Linked DNA regions of Homo sapiens: region 2 is linked to region 1. Evidence: chromatin loops called from intact Hi-C (ENCODE). Cell type or tissue: IMR-90. All regions are shown on one strand. Each heading gives the region's core, and the rest is flanking DNA. Links, peaks and the distances in the headings are about the cores only.

Evidence for each region. Hi-C counts contacts between places; a loop is a spot of excess contacts. Peaks named below come from ENCODE experiments on the same cell type or tissue, not always from the same donor. Only the 100,000 strongest peaks of a DNase experiment are listed, where the experiment ranks them.
Region 2: a loop joins it to region 1, with 2.5 times the contacts of the local background. A loop is called at or near these places in 3 of 110 quality-filtered maps.

What each region holds. Positions count from the first base shown.
Region 1 is chr3:136,390,378-136,392,877 of GRCh38, forward strand. All of the region lies in intron 22 of STAG1 (STAG1 cohesin complex component), which reads right to left. Among named protein-coding and RNA genes, the nearest start is that of PCCB, 140 kb to the left of the region's middle. In IMR-90, for the core only: a CTCF peak has its summit at 1,431 (motif pointing right); a DNase peak (open chromatin) is centred at 1,454; H3K27ac peaks cover 311 bases.
Region 2 is chr3:136,302,784-136,311,495 of GRCh38, forward strand. The region is part of intron 9 of PCCB (propionyl-CoA carboxylase subunit beta); the gene reads left to right. Among named protein-coding and RNA genes, the nearest start is that of PCCB, 57 kb to the left of the region's middle. In IMR-90, for the core only: a CTCF peak has its summit at 3,274 (motif pointing right); a DNase peak (open chromatin) is centred at 3,308.

The sequences.
Region 1 (2,500 bases), core at 1-2,500:
ATTCTTTTAAATGAATATTCTGAGAGCTGAACATGAAATGGATATTAAACAAGACCTGTATCTTTCTTCTCTAACTTTTCTAGACCAGCCAATCAGGCACTTGTGATTGGACATAATATTAACAGGAACACATGTATTAAAGAACAACTCTGGAGTCATGGAACGACCGAAAGGAAAGGCTTAGAACTAACTAATGGAACAGAATTTCCAATAAATAAAAGGTGGGGGCAAAGATTCTCTAAGAAAAGAAGTGAAATAAAATGCTTACATGCGACTAAAAATTTGTTCCTACAAGGATCACTATTATTTCTCACGCCTGGCCCCACTCCCTTCCTCTCAAAGCAGTTAACTCTGCAGATAGGGAGTTGCTATCTGTATTTTGTTATTACAGGAATTCCGGGCCAGGACTCTAATGAGCTATCTCTTGCTCACTGCTATTCTGAAGGAGTGGGTAGGGAAGAGAAAAGAAAGAGCTACAGAAAGCAGCCTGTAGATTTTTACACATCTGAGCCTATTTCTAACACATTTGTAGGAATGCATGTTTGTGGGAAGGACAGCAAGGTTAAACATGTCTTCTCATGGGGCTTGGCCACTATCAGTCCCACCTTCACCCTTACTGCTCTTTTCTCCAGTCTGTTTGCAGGTCAACAAGTTGGAATTTTCAGAGGAGAACCTTTAGTCAAGACAGTGATGGAAGGACAAATTTTACAGCTAAATACCTCAATAATAATTGGACTTGTAGCTACCTAGGGTATATTGACTTTCTTTGACATAAAGGATTTGAAATAGGGTGAGGGTCCAGAGGTAGGGATGTTTGGCCCAGGCCCTCCCTATTGCAGTCTAGAATAGAAACATGCAGGGTAAGGCAGAGAGAGTAGCACAAATATAAGACTACAGAAAGCAGGACAGCTCCTCCCAGGAGAGAAAAAAAATAAGGATAAATTCTAGATCCGCAGGCCAAAGAAAGTAATAGGGCATTACTTTAGCCCTCTTTTTTTTTTTTTTTTTTTCTTTTTTTGAGACAGAGTCTCACTCTGTCGCCAAGCTGGAGTGCAGTGGCATAATCTTGGCTCACTGCAACCTCCGCCTCCTGGGTTAAAGCGATTCTCCTGCCTCAGCCTCCCAAGTAGCTGGGACTACAGGCGCACGCCACCATGCCCAGCTAACTTTTGTATTTTTAGTAGAGACAGGGTTTCACCATGTTGGCCAGGATGGTCTTGATCTCTTGACCTTGTGATCTGCCCGCCTCGGCCTCCCAAAGTGCTGGGATTACAGGCGTAAGCCACCATGCCCGGCCCATTTTAGCCCTAACTCTTATTTGCCTGGCTCTTTAAATGTCTTTGTGTATGTCCAGAAGGAGCTGAAGGAAGAAGGATGTTTTCTGCTACAAAGAAAAAATGAAGGTTACTTCCACAGGACCAGCACTAGGGGGCACTGGAGCAAAGTATACTTAGCATAACCTGTAAGACTGCCCCAGAGCTTCCAACTCTGGGAATCAGGGGAACAGAGGAAAACCTATTGGTGAAACCCAGTGCACTTCCATTTCAAATAACGATCAAAGCTTTTTCTTGATATAGTCTTCTCATAAACTTTATTTAATAGTGTTTACTGTTGAGTTAAATTATAACTTGAATTTAAACTTCAATTATAACTACCATTCATAATCTCCTGAATGAGTGTTTATGACAATAGAAAAGAAAAAAAATTTTAGAAAAGTACTCTTTAAAAAGCGATTTGGCAGTATGCATCAAGAACCTTAAAAGTATATACAATCATTGACCTAGCAATTCCATTTCTAAGAATATAATACAAGATGAAACAATGAAAAACACAGAACAAGCTTTTTGCACCAGAATGCCCATCATCACAGCATTAATTTTATTAGTAAAAATATTTAAACCCAAATATCTAAGAGCGGAGAGAGGTAAAATAAATTACGGTATAGCTACACAATAGATTATGCATATATTAAAAATATTCTCTATAAACTTTTCTTAATAACTGAAGAAAATATGTTAATTGAAGAGAAGATAAAAATTGAAAGTACATTGTAATCTCAATAAAATTACAAATATATTAAAGAAAAAGCACTAAAGAAAATAAACCAGGCTGGGCGCAGTGGCTCATGGCTGTAATCCCAGCACTTCGGGAGGCTGAGGCAGGTGGATCACAAGGTCAGCAGATCGAGACCATCCTGGCTAACACGGTGAAACCCCGTCTCTGCTAAAAATACAAAAAGTCAGCCAAGCGTGGTGGCATGCGCCTGTAGTCCCAGCTACTGGGGAGGCTGACGGAGGACAATCGCTTGAACCTGGGAGATGGAGGTTGCAGTGAGCCGAGATTGTGCAACTGCATTCCACCCTGGGTGACAGAGCCAGGCTCCGTCTCAAAAAAAAAAAAAAAAAAAAGAAAAGAAAATACACCAAAATATTAACAGTGGTTATCTACAAGTGGTAAGAGTCAGTTTTATTTTGTTTATATTACTATTTTTGTATTTCTT
Region 2 (8,712 bases), core at 2,282-4,781, 85 kb before region 1:
ATGTATAAATAAGAGTTCTGTCGGGTGCAGGGGCTCATGCCTATAATCCCAATGCTTTGGGAGGCTAAGGCAGGAGGATCCTTTCATGCCAGGAGCTCAAAACCAGCCTGGACAACATAATGAGTCACCATCTCTATAAAAAGTAAAAAAATTTGCTGGGTGAGGTGGCTGTCGCCTGTAGTCCCATTTACTTGGGAGGCTGAGATGGGAGGATTGCTTGAACCCAGGTGTTTGAGGCTGTTCTGAGTTATGATCATTGCCACTGCACTCCATCCTGGTGTGCAAGACTCCATCGCCAAAAATAAGTAAATGAATAAAATTTTATCTTTCCAGTTATTTTACATGTCATTTCTTTCCTTGTCTTGCATTGGCTACAACTCCCTATATGTCAAATGTAATGGTGAATCATAGTTGTGATTCTGGGCATCTTTGTATTGTTTGTAAGTTTAGCAAGACTGCTGTCAGTGTTTCCTAATTTATATCTTTTTTCATGTTGAAGCTACTACTGGCTTCTGTTTTAAATATTTTTGTTGTTGTTTATTTTGTTCTTAAAGTTAGGAATGAGTGTTGAATATTGTTGAATGCACTTTCAGTGTTTTTGGAGATGATCATGTGATTTTCTTCCTTAGATCTATTTATAAATCTATCCTAGTAGATTTCTGAATACTAAACTTCCTTCATTCCTGAAGTTGTATATTCTGTTTGCTAATGTTTTGAGTTTCTGCATTGATATTATGTGATACTAGTGCGTATATTTTAAGGTATTTTAAAATCAGGTTTTGGTATCGATGTTGTATTTGCTTTACTTATTTATTTATTTAAAAAAAATTTTTTTTTGAGACAGAGTTTTGCTCTTGTCACCCAAGCTGGAATGCGGTGGCACAATCTCTACTCACTGCAACCCCTGCCTCCTGGGTTCAACCAATTCTCCTGCATCAGACTCCCAAGTAGCTGGGATTACAGGCGAGCCCTACCATGTCCGGCTAATTTTTGTACTTTTAGTAGAGACACGGTTTCGCCATGTTGGCCAGGCTGGTCTTGAACTTCTGACCTCAGGTGATCCACCTGCCTTGGCCCCACAAAGTGCTGGGATTACAGGTGTGAGCCACCGTGCCTGGCCTGTATTTGCTTTATGTATTAGTGTTCTAGTGCTGCCATAAGAAAATACCATAAACTGCATAGCTTAAACAACAGAAATTTATTTTCTGTCAGTTCTGGAGGCTAGAAGTCCAAGATCATGGTGTTGGCAGGGTTGGCTTCATTCTGAGGTCTGTGTCTCTTTGGCTTCTGGACTACACTCTTGCTGTGTCCTCACGAGGTCTTTGCTCTCAGTGCATGCAGAAAGAGATCTCTGGTATCTCTTCGTCTTTTTTTTTTTTTTTTCCCTCAGAGACAGGGTCTTGCTTTGTCACCCAGGCTGGAGTGCAGCGGTGTGACTTTGACTCACTGCAGGCTTGACCTCCTGTGCTCAAGTGATCTTCCCACTTCAGCCTCCTGAGTAGCTGGGACTATAGCTGCATGCCACCACATCTGGCTAATTTTAAAATTTTTTGTAGAGATGGCAACTCACTATGTTGCCCAGGCTGGCTTTTCCAATTATTTATTTATTTTTTTTTGAGTTGGAGTCTGGCTCTGTCGCCCGGGCTGGAGTGCAGTGGCGTGATCTCGGCTCACTGCAAGCTCTGCCTCCCGGGTACACGCCATTCTCCTGCCTCAGCCACCCAAGTAGCAGGGACTACAGGCACCCACCACCATGCCTGGCTAATTTTGTTTTTGTATTTTTAGTAGAGACGGGGTTTCACCGTGTTAGCCAGGATAGTCTCGATCTCCCGACCTCGTGATCTGCCCGCCTTGGCCTCCCAAAGTGTTGGGATTACAGATGTGAGCCACTGTGCCCGGCTGGCTTTCCAATTCTTTTCTTTTTTTTGAGATGGAGTCTCACTCTGTCGCCAGGCTGGAGTGCAGTGGCACAATCTCAGCTTAGTGCAACCTCTGCCTCCCGGGTTCAAGTGATTCTCCTGCCTCAACCTCCTGAATAGCTGTGATTTCAGGCACCCGCCACCACGCTTGGCTAATTTTTGTATTTTTAGTAGAGACGGGGTTTCACCATGTTTGCCAGGATGGTCTTGATCTCCTGACCTCATGATCCGCCTGCCTCGGCCTCCCAAAGTGCTGGGATTACAGGCATGAGCCACGGGCGCCAACCCAGCTTTTCCAATTTTTAAAAGAATTCCAGTCCTAACAGATTAGGGTCCCCCTCTTATGGCCCCGTTTAACTTTAATTACCTCTGGAACATCCCTCTCTCCAAATTCACTTTTTTTTTTCTTTGAGACAGAGTCTAACTCTGTTGCCCAGGCCAGTGTGCAGTGGCGAGATCACGGCTCATTGCAACTTCCACCTTCCAGGTTCAGGAGATGCTTCTGCCTCAGCCTCTCAAGTAGCTGGGATTACAGGTGTGTGCCACCATGCCTGGCTAATTTTTGTATTTTTAGAGATGGGGTTTCGCCATGTTGGCCAGGCTGGTCTCAAACTCCTGGCTTCAAGTGATCCACTTGCCTCGGCCTCCCAAACTACTGGCATTAGAGGTGTAAGCCACTGCACCTAGACCATATATTTACTTTTAACTCAAAAAGTATTGTATTATTACACTTTTTTATTTTGCTTTTTAAAAAAACTTCTTCTGGCCGGGCGTGGTGGCTCATGCCTGTAATTCCAGCACTTTGGGAGGCTGAGGCGGGTGGATCACTTGAGGTCAGGAGTTCGAGACCAGCTTGACCAACACGGTGAAAACCTGTCTCTATTGAAAATACAAAAATTAGCCGGGTGTGGTGGTGTGTCCCTGTAATCCCAGCTACTGGAGAGACTGAGGCAGGAGAATCACTTAAACTGGGGAGGCACAGGTTGCAATGAGCTGAGATTGCACCATTGCATTTCAGCCTGGGCGATGAGTGAAACTGTCTCTAAAAAAAAAAAAAAAGAAAGAAAAAAAGTGAATATGCTAGAAAAGAGTCAAAGCAGTGACTTTAGAAGCTACTTAAGAGTGCACACACAAATCAATACGGTAGTCAGGGGAAGGCATTACTTCTGGGGAAGAAGAGTACAAAGGAAAGAGAGAGGTACCTTTGGAAATTGTGAAGGGAAAATGAAGCAAGGGGGTTACATTTATGTACCTGCAAGACATACAAAATCGAATACACTGAAGGACACTACATCTTTCCCCATCACCCTCCCTAAAATTAGTCACCCATGAACTAAACTGCACTTTGCTATACTGACAGAAGAGGGTGCTCTTGAACTAGGATTTTTGTTCATTTGTTCATCTGCCAGCTTTGGAGAATGCAGATACAAATAGTTTTCATTTATATAAAGCTACAATAAGAAAACAAAAAGTGAGAATGAAACATGTCAGTTGATGGAACTCCCTTCACTGTAAAAGTCAATCATGAAGCAGCTGACTATGCTTCAATCTGAGTGCAGTAGCCCCTGATAAGCATTTGAGGTTGTAAAAATAGAAAATTCAGAAACTAATGACAAGATGGAGAGATAATAGTAAGAAGTTAAAGCTGATTGAATTAAGAAAATGGGCAGGGGAGACAAAATTGCATCAGAAATGATATCAAAATTGCAAGGTGCTCAAAGGAGAATGTATTTCAATGAAAATTTAATAAGGAACATTAAAGAAAAGTAGATAAATAGCCTAAAAAATGAATGAAATAATATAAAAAAGTAAAAGTAGATTTTACATTCTCACCACAAAAAAGTATGTGAGGTGGTGGATATGTTAACTAGCTTTAGTCATCCTACACTGTATACATATATGAAAACATGTACGTTGTACATATATGCAATTATAAAATTTTAAAATAGTACAGATACCTTTAATACAATTATTGGTTATATTGTCACATCTGGGATTAATTTTTTAAAATTCTTAGTTAAATGTATGAGAAAAAAGTGACTACAATGAAAGGCAAAGAAGAATGAACATACATATAATTGGAGTGTCTGAAGAAAAACCAGTAGAACAGACTTAATATTTAAAACTGTAATCCAAGAAAATAGTCCAGAAATAAAATAAGATTCAGATTTATATAATGAAAGAGCACACTGAGCACGTGGGAAAATTGACCCAGAATTGTCAAACTAGAGAAAATATTAACTGTTCGATTTTTAAAATAAGGAGAAATACTCAGGACCTTTGGGCAGAAATCAAATGACTTACAAGGGCAAGAGAATAAAATGGCATCCAACTTCTCCAAAGCAACGTAGAAAAGCAAGGAAACAACAGAAAAGCACTTTCAGGAGGCTGAAGGAAAGAATCTGTGACTAAGGATTTTATGTTTAGCAAAGCTCACCTTCATGTATTAAGACTGCAGAAAACCAGTTTTAAACCAAGAACCGAGGGAAGTTTGTGTTAATGAGGCTTTCTTGAGGAATCTACTAGAGAATGAGCTTTATCCAATCAAGAGGTAGCTGGAGAAATTTCAACAAAAGGATTGGTAGTGATTATCTAATATACTTAATTATAATTCTAAGACTAAAACAGAAGTGGGGATGAGGGTAGAGAACAATGTATAAGTACTATATGTTTAGTTTCAGAAAAAAATGCAACTGAAAAATGGGAGGAGAAGAGAGGGGAAGAATATTGCAGAATCAGCTCACTGATTATTGTTAGCTAACAGATATCATTAAAAACAAACTAGTTAATAAAAGATTAAGGAAATGAACTAAAGGCATCAAAAGGCATAATTACAAAGGTAACCACTAGACTAAAAAATACAAACATTCTTTAATACTACTCACATAAACAGTATATATCATTGTGGGTAATGATAAAGGGGAAAAATAAAAAAAAAGGTAAAAGACAATAAATATAGAATACATAGTAATTATAAAAAATAATATGACAGGCCAGGCGTGGTGGCTCATGCCTGTAATTCCAGTACTTTGGGAGGCTGAGGCGAGCAGATCACCTGAGGTTGGAAGTTTGAGACCAGCCTGACCAACATGGAGAAACCCTATCTCTACTGAAAATACAAAATTAGCCAGGTGTGGTGGCACATGCCTGTAATCCCAGCTACCCGGGAGGCTGAGGCAGGAGAATCGCTTGAACCCAGGAGGCAGAGGTTGTGGTGAGCCGAGATTGCACCATTGCACTCAAGCCTGGGCAACAAGAGTGAAACTCCATCTCAAAATAATAATAATAATAATAATAATATGATAGTAAAAAAGTGTCATACCAATAAATATGGATGGGTTTGATTCACTTGTTAAAAATATGTCTAATTTGTTATGGACCAATTATATTCAGTATATAAATGTGATTCAGAAAGGCTAAAAATAAGGAATGGGCAGAAATATACTGGGAGAATGGAAACAATAACAGCAGTATTTGTGACACTAATATTGAACAGAGTAAAGTTCAGGTATTAACCATAATAAGGAAGGACTTTTTTTTTTTTTTTTTGATATGGAGTCTCACTCTGTAACCCAGGCTGGAGTGCTGTGGCACAATCTCAGCCCACCGCAACTTCCACCTCCCAGGTTCAAGTGATTCTCCTGCCTCAGCTTCCCAGGAAGGACATTTTCAACTGCTAAAAGCCATAGTTCACAATGATAATGTAAAGCATATCGAATATCTGTGCCAGAAATAACCACCATCTTTATAAAGCTGAAACTATAGGAGATTCAACAGACTTAGGTAGAAAGACTGAATAGGAGATGTATACACAGCATTGTTATTACAAAGCAGGTCAAATGGACAAAAGTAATAATTTAGGAGACCTAAATAACGTAATAGGTAGATCTTACACATTTCTTTTGGACTTTACACCCTGGTAATGAACAATAAATCTTATTCTGAAGTGCACATGGAATATTCACAAAAGTTGATCATATGTATTAGATCAGAAAGAAAACATCATTAAATCCCATAGAGCAAAAAATACTGTGAAACAACATTGCTTAAAATTAGAAACTTTTGTAGCAACTAAAACAAAAGTAGCCTCCAGCCGGGAAATAAATCTTCTAGTAAACAATTCTTGGATGAAAGGGGAAAATAGAAACCAAATGACAGAATTCTAAAAGAAAAAAAGACAAAACACTATGTGTCAAAACCTATAGAATATGTTTAAAACGATGAACAGATGAAAATCTGTTTCCTGAAACAGTAAAAATCAGAGAAGGAAAATAAACAGGCCAGGTGCGGTGGCTCACACATGTAATCCCAGCACTTTGGGAGGCCGAGGCAGGTGGATTGCTTGAGCTCAGGAGTTTGAGACCAGCCTGGGCAACACGGTGAAACCCCGTCTCTACTAAAATACAAAAAATTAGCTAGGCATGGCGGCATGTGCCTGTAATCCCAGGTACTCAGGAGGCTGAGACAGGAGAATCGCTTGAACCTGGGAGGCAGAGGTTGCAGTGAGCCCAGATCGTGCCACTGCACTCCAGCCTGGGTGACAGAGCAAGACTCCATCTCAAAAAAAAAAAAAAAAAAGAAAAGAAAAACAGATTCCCAACTGGAAAAGCCAGGGGAAAAAACCCTGTAAAATATTTCAGAATAAATCCAAGAAATAATTTAATAAGGATAAATGCAGAAATTTATGATGGAAATAGAAGAATAGCTGCAATTAGTAAACACTGGCTAACTTCAAAAAAGAGACAGTAAAAGCAGAAGTATGAAGTGAGAAAGGGAATAACCATTGAAAAAGAAGAAACTTAAGAATCGTTAAGAGGCCAGGTGTGGTGGCTCATGCCTATAATCCCAGCACTTTGGGAGGCTGAGGTGGGAGGATCGCTTGAAGCCAGGAGTTGAAGACCAACCTGGGCAACATAGTGAGTCCCTGTCTCTACAAAAATTTTTAAAGTTAACTGGGTGTGGTGGCATGCACCTATAGTCCCAGCTACTTGAGAGGCCTCAGTGTAGGAGAATTGCTAGAACACAGGAGTTCAAGGCTGTAGTGAGCTGTGATTGCACCATCATACTCCAGCCTGGGCAACATAGTGAGACCCTGTCTCAAAAAAAAAAAAAATTCTAAGAGACAAGATACATTGGAAAATTTGTTTGGAAAACACAGTTTAACAGAAATTGATCCCATCAGAGATAGGAAGCTTAAATGAACCACCAAATTCCACGGAAGGAATTACTTCACCAAAAAGCACAAGGAGCTGGATTCAGTGGCTCATGCCTATAATCCCAACATTTTGGGATGCTAAAACGGGAGGATTGTTTGAGCCCAGGAATTTGAGACCAGCCTGGGCAACATGACGAAACTCTGTCTCTACAAAAAATAAATTAGGGCCAGGCAAGGTGGCTCACACCTGTAATCCCGCACTTTGGGAGGCCGAGGTGGGCGGATCACCTGAGGTCGGGAGTTCGAGACCAGCCTGACTAACATGGAGAAACCTCGTCTTTACTAAAAATACAGAATTAGCCAGGTGTGGTGGTACATGCCTGTAATCCCCGCTACTCGGGAGGCTGAGGCAGGAGAATTGCTTGAACCCAGGAGGCGGAGGTTGCGATGAGCCAAGATCGTGCCATTGCACTCCAGCCTGGGCAACAAGAGCGAAACTCCATCTAAAAAAAAAAAAAAGCCAGGCATGGTGGTATGCACCTGTAGTCCCAGCTACTGGGGAGGCCAAGGTGGGAGTTCACTTGAGCCCAGGAAGTTGAGGGAGCAGTTAACCATGTTTGTGCCACGGCACTCTACCCTGGGTGACAGAGCAAGACTCTGTCTCAAACAAACAAACACCAGGCCCAAATAGTTTCATGTGGAATTTCTGAGACCTTTAAGGGCCAAATAGTCCTAGTGCCACATAAATTCTTCCAGAGCATAGAAAGTAAACAAAACACACAAGAACCTTCCAAAATTTTTTAAAAGAAGTATGATATCAGTACCTGAACCTGATAAAGGTAGTACTTAAGATTTCAGTTTCATATTGCTTATTTCTTTAAAATTATATCTGTGGCCTACTGGGATGTATTCTAGGAATGCAAGATTGGTTCTAGGAAACTCAATAATATACTGTATTAACACATATAGGGGAGAAAAATCACAATTATTTATATAGACGCTGAAGAAAACCTTTAAGAAACATCAATACCTATTCCTGATAGACTTCATAAAATAGGAATTAATACTTTCTTAATGTAATAAAATTTGGTATAGACCTTTTCAAAAGCCTGCATCTCACCTAATAAAGACTAGCTTCTACTAGGATTAGGAACAAGTATAGGATGCCCATTATTCCCATTATTATTTAACATTGTTCTGGAAATATTAACCAATACAGTTATCCAAGAAGAGGACCAATTAGAGACAAAAGCCTTGGGAGAGATGTCAAGCTGTAACGTAGGTGATATAGTATTGTAGTATTCAAGAAAACTCTAGAGAATGCATTATTATACTAAAACAATACTTGAGGAACAGGATACAAAATTAACATATAGAAATCTTCATATACGCAAGCAGTAACCAATTATGGTAGAGTAAAAGCCTCTCTTACATAGCAACAGGAAGATAAAATATTTAGTAATAATTTTAACAGGAATGTACAGAAGCTGTTTTAGGGCAAATTTATTTTTTTAGACAGGGTTTCACTCTGTCACCCAGGATGGAGTGCAGTGACCCAGTCACAACTCACTGCAGCTTCAACTTCCTGGTCAAGCAATCCTCCCACATTGCCAGGACTACAGGCATGCATCACCACAC